Regions from separate parts of the Homo sapiens genome. Here all the other regions are linked to region 3. A link is a contact called in ENCODE Hi-C or POLR2A ChIA-PET data. All regions are on one chromosome and are shown on one strand. The core of a region is the stretch at or near the end of the contact, and the rest is flanking DNA. Distances in the headings are between cores, read along the strand shown. Region 1 holds the start of PTPN7 (protein tyrosine phosphatase non-receptor type 7). Region 2 holds the start of KLHL12 (kelch like family member 12). Region 3 overlaps PPP1R12B (protein phosphatase 1 regulatory subunit 12B).

Region 1 (3,187 bases), core at 1-2,500, 320 kb before region 3:
AGACAAGGTCAACGGCTGTGCTCTGGAGCGCCCCCCATGGGCTTGGACCATGCTGAGGTGGGGTGCTGGGCCCAGGGGAGGCTCACTCAGCCATGAGGTCTGCCTGAAAGACAGGGCCCTCCGCTGCTGTTCTCTGGCCTGCCTGATTGGCCAGAAGGAGGCTCCCATGCCAGGCCAGGTTTGCACTCTGTTTTCACTGGGGCGTCTTCTGTTCCCCAAGAGGTGGCCTCATTTTCACTAAGGGAAGGACAGGATCTATTTGGTGGGACCCAGGGCAGAAGGCAGTCTCGGGGTAGAGTAACGGCAAGATAAAGGGTAGAGATTGTGGATGAAGATAGGAAAGAATCCAGAAGGAGGAAAAGAGAGAGGGGAGAGAGGCCACACACCAGAGTACACAGGGCTCTGAGCAGGTCCAAGTGGGAGAAGGCAAGGGAGGAAACAGAAAATATGTGTTCTCTAGGACGGAAGGGAGAAAGCACGCAGAAGCCATCTCTGAGCTAACCAGTGGGCCTTCCCCTGAACAGAGAATGGAGGCCTCCAGCAGTGTTGGAGCTGGTTGGGCAGCCAGGCAGGCGGGCTCCTGGACCCCAGCAGGGTCCTCTCCTAACTGCTGCTGTTCCACTCCCAGGTCTGTTTCTGGCTTCTGGGGTCTCTGTCCAGGGAGGTAGGCTGGAGGTGTTTCCTTCCTCCTCCTGCCCATCCCCCCGTCTCCCGCCTCTGTAACCGTCACAGGAAATGGCCTCACCAAGCCCTTGAACGACAGCGCATGGTGAGGCGACAGCTGGGGGCAAGACAGGAGGCATGGAGGTGGTGGGACCATCTCCTCTTGGGGGCAGTCCCTATCTCCCAGAGCCAGGGTCACAGTGGGCGAGGTGGCGGGGGTGTTGAATCACCAAGGCAGCAGGGACGGAGGTGAGGGGACAGAATGGGCCTGGCACAGGTGTGAGTGGTAGAGCGAGGGTCTCTGGTAGCAGAAAAGGTCCCTTCAGCCTCTGCTCTCCTTGTAGCTCCCTGTGGCTTCCCTGCTCACCCCCGTCTTGGGGACATCAGGTCTGTGAGCACCCATACCCCAGCCAGGCACTGTGGCGCCCCACTCGCCCTCCCGCACTCCCTCCTAGAGATGCCCTCTTATATCCCCGGAGTTCGCACCCCCCGGGGCCACAGGACTCCCAGTCCCCCCTTCAGATACTTACTGAAGCAGCTGTGGCCCCCAGGCTGCCTCTTGCCAGCTGTCTGTCTGTCTGTCGGTCTGTCTTTGAGGGCTGAGAAGGCTCCAGGAAGCCAGCTTCCTCCCTCCGCCCCTCCTTGCTGCCACCCACGCACACCCCAGCTGCATTCTGCCCTCCTGTGCCTGCTGCCGCTGCCACCAGGGGTCGGCTGCCTCCCGCCTGTGCCCTTCTGGGGCCCAAGGCCCCGTTCCCTGGGAATGGGTGAGGGGCCAGGCCTTCCCGACCATCCTGCTTTCCCCAGCTTCCAGACCCTCTCCCCTCTTCTGTGTTTCTCCTCTGGGTCTTTGTCACATCCAGCCGCTGCCTACTTGCTGGGCACAGCTCGCCTGACCCCCAGCTCTGTGCTGTCCCACAAAGAACCCAAGGCTCTCCTGCTCAACCTGACCTTGGCCGGAGGCTTATTTCTCCTTCTCTGCTTCTGCCCCACAGCCCTCTCCCTCAAGGCCCTCTCCCTCAAGGCCCTCTCCCTCAAAGCCCTTGCTGCTTCAAGCCTTGGGAATTCATGGCCAAGCACAGACCACATCTTCCCAGAGCAGATGTGGCACAGACTCGGGGTGGGGAAAAAGAAGAAGCAAGAATCCATGCCTCACAATGTGAAGGAAAGGGCCGGGGCCAGGCCAAAAAGGTCGTCTCCACGCCTGTGCCACGGCCCAGCTCTCCACAGCCCACGGCCTGAGTGTAGGCCAGCCCAGCAGGAAGCAGATAGCAGAGTCCACTTGTGGGAGGGAGTCCGAGGGGCTTCCCCTGGGCCCTCAGCCCCCTGCAGGCCTCCTCCCAGAACCCTGACATCTACTTAGAAGACTTACAGACAGTGGACAGTCTCTGGCCCTCACACCAGGGGACTCCCATGTCCTCTTCGCTGCTGGGGTGCCTGGATGCCTGGGACCTGAAGGGTGGCCCCCAAGTCCAAGACTCCTCTGCCCACTGCCCCTGCCTGACCTTGGCAGGCTCCTTGCGGGCCAGCAGCCCAGCCGGTTCATGCTCGCTGCACGCCTCCTTTTACCTTGTAACATTTCAAACGCCCTTCCCTTCCCGGCCCCCAACATGCACAATCCACGTCCTCTTTCTTCCTCCCACTTCCCTGATTCAGCTGTCAAATGGTGACAGCAAAAAAGAAATGAGGTACCCTAGGCACAGGGGGTAGGCATGCCGGAGGGGGTGGTCGGGAGGGGGCTGGCCTTCTGCTGGCCCCTTGAGGAGGAGGGTTGAGACGAAGAACAAGAACAGCCCCCAGAGGCTCAGAAGGCCTCCCAGCACCCGCCCTTGCTCTTGGCAGTGGGGACAGGGGCTGGCTCTTTTTTGAGCCCCTCCATGGCCAGCTGATCCTGGCACCTCCTTCCCTGCAGCCTGCGTTCCTCTCCGGAGTGGGTGGGTTTCCCTGAGGAGGAGGCCGATTAGGGCTGGGAAAGGGGTTGGTTCCCGTGCTCAGGACAGACTGGAGGGAAGCAGGAACCTGGGAATCCCTAACATGCTTGCGAGCAGTGACCTGGAGACTGGCCTCTGCCTCACCCCCCACACCAGTCAGTGTTTCCACTGGTGGGTAGTGGGGGCCCTGGGGACACAGGAGGGGGCAGGTGGGGGTTGGAAAGAGGGCCCGGCTCTGAGCCTATGCTGATTGTTATCAAGAACAGGAAGCTAGGACACCACAGGGGTGGGAGGAGGAAGCGGCAAAGCCCTCCCCACACAGGTCTGCCTGGTCCCCCCAAGTTTCCAGGGTCTGAGCCCTGTTGGCTGTGAGCCCACCCCTTTCCCCCACAGACTGAGGCCTAGCAGTGGCTGGACAGTTGGAAGCTGAGCTTCACAGCAAGGAAGCTGGGAGCCAGGCGATGGGGAAGATAGTTGGGGTTGGGGGTGGGGGTAGTGGCTGAGCATTAGGCAAGACCTCTCAAAGATCCCCTGTTCCCTCTGGGTGGATGTGGGGTAGAGGGGACAGTCACTCCTTGGCTCCTGCCCACTCC
Region 2 (3,168 bases), core at 566-3,065, 440 kb after region 3:
CACGGAGTGTCCCTACCACTTGACATTTAATATGATCAATGCTGAAATGTAAGTAGAGATAAACAATATATGTCTTGTAAATCTTGACAAGGTTCTTGTCTCAAATGATAAACCGAAAATATAAAATTTCTTAAAGGTGTTATATTATTACTATTTAATGTCCTTAAGTAGATAAGTATTTAGAGCATACATAAAAAGAGGATCCTGCTTTATATGTATGCTTTCTATCCTAGAAGTTGCACAATAAATGTTTAGAATTTAATGTAAGAAAAAGTGTGTATTCAACTTCAACTTAGAGCAAGAAAGGCCACTCAGTAAAAATAAACTTTTTTCTAAAGAAGTATCCAAATGATATGTCTGATGACTTCCAAACATATCTGGATTTCTTCTTAAAATGAAACTTCAGGCCGGGCCCAACAGCTCACTCCTGTAATCCCAGCACTTTAGGAGGCTGAGGTGGGTGATCAGTTGAGGTCAGGAGTTTGAGAGCAGCCTGGCCAACATGGTGAAACCTAGTCTCTACTAAAAATACAAAAAATAGCCAGGCGTGGTGATGCGCGCCTATAATCCTAGCTACCAAGAAGGCTGAGGCCCGAGAATCACTTGAACCCAGGAGGTGGAGGTTGCAGTGAGCCGAGATCACACCACTGCACTCCAGCCTGGGCAACAGAGCGAGACTCTGTCTCAAAAAAAAAAAAAAAAAAAGAAACTTCAATTGAGGACCCATTACCTACACTGAATAATGGAAACCACGCAAGTTATCGATGGACTTACACTTGCTTAAGATATTGAAGCTCTTCAACAAGAGGGTATTCCTACTCTACATCTGTGAATGTCCATTACTGTTAAAGAATCGATATTGGAATCCAAAACTTTCTGAAATGATCCGGGGGGAAGGAAATCAAACTGTGGTCTCCAAAAGTCCACAAGTCACAATTAATCTTTCAACAGGAAAAATGAGATCCTAAATTCTCATCTACTTCTGTTTGTAGTTGGCATTTTACTCTATAAGCACTATAGATAATTCCTCCAACAACTCTGCAAGACCCATTTTACAGAAAAGCGGGTGATTCATCAAAGCATATGTTTTTCAAAAAGACTTAAGTCAACTTAGTTGCAACTCTAGGGGTGTAAAAAGGTCTAGAACAAATGTCCATTTACTATGAAGACAGCCCGGGGGGTCTTTTATCGTTTCCGTGTCAAAATGACAGTACCCCGGTGCAGAGTGGTCTTCCTTCTAGGGGATTCCTGCCTCAACACTCCAAGTCTCAGCATATCCTTCATCCTCACCCTTCTGAAGTGACCTATTTTCTAGAACTTTCGTTAACATCTGAATGGAGGGATTCCACTTCGGGAGATTCGGGGCAGGGAATGGGTAGTAAACTCGGGAAAGACTAAATTCTAGAGAAGGAAACGAAGTCCTTCCTCCTAATACCACCAGGCATATGGCCGCCACCGCCAGGTGGAGGTATCGGAGAGGGGCAGTTCAGGGGGAGAGTTGAGAGGGTGACCGAGGCCAGATGCCCCACCCCACTGCCAGCCTTCCTCCTCTGTTGGGCATGTCTCCCATTCCGCCTTGCAGGGAGACCAAGGATGGGGGGTAGGGCCATAACCCGGAGTTGACGGACAGGAAGGGAAGGGCTGACTGCCATCACTTCCGCGCAACTCACCTCCGCTCCCGAACCCACACAGCCGCACCGGGCCCGTCCCCAGCCTGTGGGGATGGAGTGCGGCGCGGGGCTAGCAGGCGGCTCGGGAGGAGCCGAAGCGCCGCCCAGACCCGGAGGCTCTGGAGGCTCTGGAGCCGTCCGGGTCTGGCCCCTGCGGCCGCGCGACGTGATGACGCAATGCAGCTGGAGCACCGCCCTCCCCCCGCTCCAGAGTCTGCGTCACGTGAGGAGGTGGTGTCACGTGACCTGTCTGTACCCTAGCGCGGGGCTTCTGTACGCTGCTAGGAAGCCGAATTACAAAAAGGTCGGGTGGGCAGGGAATGGTGGCTCACGCCTATAATCCCGGCACTTTGGCAGGCCGAGGCGAGCGAATTACCTGAGCTCCGGAGTTCCAGACCCGCCTGGGGATCACGGCAAAACCCCGTTTCTACAAAAAAAAAAAAAAAAAAAAAATTAGCCCGCACCGCGCCTGTAGTCCCAGCTACTCGAGAGGCTGACAGGAGGATCACTTGAGCCAGGCAGCAGAGGTTGCAGTGAGCCAGGATCGCCACTGCACTCCAGCCTGGGCCACAGAATGAGACCCTGTAAAAAAAAAAAAAAAAAAAAAATGTCCAGGCGTGGTGGCTCACGCCTGTAATCCCGGCACTTTGGGAGGCCGAGGCGGGTGTATTACTTGAGGTCAGGAGTTCGAGACCAGCCTGGCCAACATGGTGAAACCCTATCTCTACTGAAAATACAAAAAAATTAGCCGGGCGTTGTGGCACGCGCCTGTAATCCCAACTACTCAGGAGGCTAATGCAGGAGAATCGCTAGAACCTGGGAGGCGGAGGTTGCTGAGCCGAGATCGCGCCATTGCACTCCGGGCTGGGCGACCGACTGAGACTCTGTCTCTTAAAAAAAAAAAAAAAAGGCCAGGCGAGGTGGCTCACGCCTGTAATCCCAGCACTTTGGGAGGCCGAGACGGGTGGATCACGAGGTCAGGAGATCGATTCTGGCTAACACGGTGAAACCCCGTCTCCACTAAAAATACAAAAAAATTGGCTGGGCGTAGTGGCGGGCGCCAGTAGTCCCAGCTACTCGGGAAGCTGAGGCAGGAGAATGGCGTGAACCCGGGAGGCGGAGGTTGCAGTGAGCTGAGATCGCGCCACTGTACTCCAGCCTGGGCGACAGAGCAAGACTCCGTCTCAAAAAAAAAAAAAAGAAAAAAGAAAAAAAAGAAAAAACAAAAAAAAGGCTGGATGTTGTGGGGTCCGGCAGGGAGCCTGGGAATGTATCTACAGCTCGGCGATTGGCTGAGCCTGAGTTCCTCCCTACCGCTCACTAGGCAGGGCAGGCAGAGAGAATTCCAACGCTTAATATGCCAAGCATCTGATTGCAGCAAGTATGTTTTACCTTCCAGGTACTGAGGAACTTTTTGACATCGAGAAAACCCACAGAGGCCTCAAATTTATTCACGTCCATTGTCCACAATGGCCTTTTCGGGCCGAACAACGCTGCG
Region 3 (2,977 bases), core at 67-2,566:
TATACTAATTTCCTTTCCTTTGGATGTGTACACAGTAGTGGGATTGCTGAATCATATGGTAGTTCTATTTTTACGTTTTAAAGGAACCTCCATACTGTTTTCCACAATGGCTGTACTAGCTTACAGTCCCACCAACTTGTGTAAGTGTTCCCCTTTTCTTCACATCCCTGCCAAAACTGGTTTTCTTTTGTCTTTTTGATAATGGTCATTCTAAGTGGTGTGAAATGGTACCTATTGTGGTTTTGATTTTCATTTCCCTGATGGTTTGTGATGTTGACCATTTTTTCATATACTCATTAGCCATTTGTATGACTTCTTTTGAGAAGTAAATGTCTGTTAAGGTCTTTTGCCCATTTTTAAAATCAGGTTTTTGTTTTTTTGTTTTGTTTGCTGCTAAGTTCCTTATATATTCTGGATATTAACTCCTTGTCAGATGTATAGTTTGCAAATTTTCTTTCCCATCCTTTAGGTTGTCTGTTTACTCTGTTTAATAGTTTCCTTTGCTATGCAAAAGCTTTTTAGTTTGTTGCAATCTCATTTGTCCATTTTTGCTTTTGTTTCCTATGCTTTTGAAGTCTTATTTAAAATATCCTAGCTTAGCCCCATGTCATGAAGCATTTCTCCTATGTTATCTTCTAGGTAGTTCCATAGTTTTGGGTTTCCATGTTAAGTCTCTAATCTACTTTGAATTGATTCTTGTATGTGGTGAGAGGTAGGGATTTACTCTCATTCTTCTGCATGTGGATGTCCCACTTTCCCAGCAGCATTTATTGAAGAAACAGTTTCTCCCCTAATGTGTGTTCTTGGCACCTTTGTCAAAAATCAGTTGGCTTTAGGTGTGTCAATTTATTTCTGGGCTTTCTATTCTGTTCCATTGGTCTACGTGTCTGTTTTTATGCCAGTACCATTCTGTTTTTGTTATTATACATTTGTAGTATATTTTTAAGTTATGTAGTGTGATGCTTCCAGCTTTCCACTCAGAATTGCTTTGGCTATTCATTTTTTTTTTCTGGTTTCCTATGAATTTTAGGATTTTGTTTTATTTCTATGAAGAACACCTTTTTTTTTTTTTTTTTTTGACATGGAGTCTTGCTCTGTCGCCCAGGCCAGAATGCAGTAGGCGCAATCTTGGCTAAGATATTAACAAGAAATTACAAAAGATAGAGAACTGGAAAGATAAACCTATGGAAGAGCTTCTAAGAGAAGCCCAAAAAGTATATGTAAAAAGAGAGAAAGACTGACAGAGGGAACAGAGGAAGTCTGTGCCCAAAATCCCAGTGAGTAGTTTGGTGGGAACGACGGTTACAGAACAGGTGACTCAGGATGACTCAGGTCAGAGCAGGTGATAGAGGCTAGGAGGGGGTTGTTTACTGAAGCTAGAGGCAAGAGGGTGAAGAGAACCAGGAAGTTAAGCTTTAAAATGGAGAATAGAGAATAAGAGAGCTGAATATACTGGCATACTGATTCTTTGAAGAGAAACTTGGAGTTCACTACATTTAACACCTACTGTTATAGTATTGCAGTCTATCTCTCCCTTTACCTCTAATAATATTTGCTTTATATATCTGGGCGCTCTGGTCTTGGATGGATGGATGTATTTATAGTTTTTATATCCTCTTGCTTAATTGTACCCTTTATCAATGTCTGATGACCTTCTTTGTCTTCTTTTACAGTTTTTGACTTAAAGTCTGTTTTATCTGACATGGTTACTCCTGCTCACTTGGTTTCCATTTGCATGGAATATCTTTTTCCCTCCCTTTACTTTTATTCTATGTTTGTCTTTAATGGTTAGGTGAGTCTGTTTTAGGCAGTATATAGTTGGGTCTTGTTTTTAATCCGTTCAGCCACTCTATATCTTTTAATTGGATAATTTAATCCATTTATATTTAAGGCTATTATTGATAAAGAAGGTCTTACTCCTGCTATTTTGTAAATTTTTTTTTCTGGTGGTTTTATAGATCCTTCGTTCCTTTCTTCCTCTTTTATTTACTTCTGTGGTTTGGTGGTTTTCTGTAGTGCTGAGCTTTGTTTCCTTCCTCTTTCTTGTTTGTGCCTCTGCAGTAATTTCTTTCTTTCTTTGTGGCTACCATGGGGCTAACATTAAAAGTCTTATAATAGAATGTTTTAAGCTGATAGCAACTTAACTTTGGTTGCATTAAAATACTCTAGACTTCTCTCTTTTGTTTCTGTAATTTACTTTTTTACCTGTGATTGTATTCCTTAGCTACTAATTGTAAGTGTCACGGGTTTTGACCATTTTGACTTTAAACCTTCGTACTAGAGGACTGAGAGACTTACATAGCACCATTAAATCACTGGGCTAGTCTGAATTTGATTTATGAATTTACCTCTATTGGTGAGTTTTATACTTTTACATCTTTTCATGAAAATAATTATAATCTTTTATTTCCAGTTATACCATTCTCTTAAGTATTTCTTGTAAGGCTAGTCTAGTGGTGATGGGTTTTTCTCAGCTTTTGCTTGTCTGGGAAGGTCTTTATTTTTCCTTCATTGGTGGTTGATAGCTCTGCTGGATATAGTATTCTTGGCTGACAGGTTCATTTTTTTCCCCCAAACACTCTGAATATATCATCTCATTCTCTCCTGGCCTACAGGATTTCTCCTGAGAAATCCAGGGGTACAGGGCTGCTGCTTGACCAACTATCAGGCCAAGCATGGGTACAGCAGGGCCACACAACCCTGCAGTGGTCTGTCTTTGGGGCAGGGCTGCTGCTAGACTGGCTGTCAGGCACAGTGGTGTGTGGCCACAGCAGGGCTGGGTGGTTCTGCAGCGGTCTGAGGGATGGAACCACGGTAGAACTGGTTGTTGGGCTGGATGTGGGTGTGCATAGGTTCAGCTGGCCAGCTAGCTGTGCAGTGCAGGTATGTACCGGTGAGGGGACTGGCCAGCAGTTAGGCAGTTTCCCCCCTGTGCAGCTTTGGCTGTTCCTGGGGTTGGGAGGGTAGTGTGCCACAT

What was found. A loop is a pair of places that touch in the nucleus more often than their neighbours do. ChIA-PET counts read pairs that join two places held with the same protein, here RNA polymerase II (POLR2A). Pooled maps may share reads with other maps.
Region 1: a map of B cell shows a loop between it and region 3 (5-fold over the local background). The contact joins the promoter of PTPN7 here to the enhancer-like site in region 3. A Hi-C loop is called at or near these places in 1 of 168 maps with a recorded cell type or tissue (B cell), 1 of 37 single-sample maps with no recorded cell type and 6 of 50 pooled maps.
Region 2: a pooled map shows a loop between it and region 3 (4-fold over the local background). The contact joins the promoter of KLHL12 here to the enhancer-like site in region 3. A Hi-C loop is called at or near these places in 1 of 50 pooled maps. POLR2A ChIA-PET finds 5 or more read pairs at or near these places in 2 of 52 experiments (A673 and activated B cell).

What each region holds. Positions count from the first base shown.
Region 1 is chr1:202,159,352-202,162,538 of GRCh38, forward strand. PTPN7 (protein tyrosine phosphatase non-receptor type 7) reads right to left here and starts at 1,251. Exons shown (of 10, transcript NM_002832.4): 1 at 1,194-1,251; 2 at 1-103. The coding sequence starts at 51. RefSeq lists enhancers at 1-11, 112-201, 462-541.
Region 2 is chr1:202,925,419-202,928,586 of GRCh38, forward strand. KLHL12 (kelch like family member 12) reads right to left here and starts at 1,816. Exons shown (of 12, transcript NM_021633.4): 1 at 1,671-1,816. RefSeq lists enhancers at 1,959-2,008, 3,085-3,168.
Region 3 is chr1:202,482,220-202,485,196 of GRCh38, forward strand. All of the region lies in intron 13 of PPP1R12B (protein phosphatase 1 regulatory subunit 12B), which reads left to right. Among named protein-coding and RNA genes, the nearest start is that of PPP1R12B, 140 kb to the left of the region's middle. Within about 2 kb of position 1,317, at least 7 of the 41 ENCODE cell types and tissues checked have a DNase peak (open chromatin) inside an H3K27ac peak, as active enhancers do.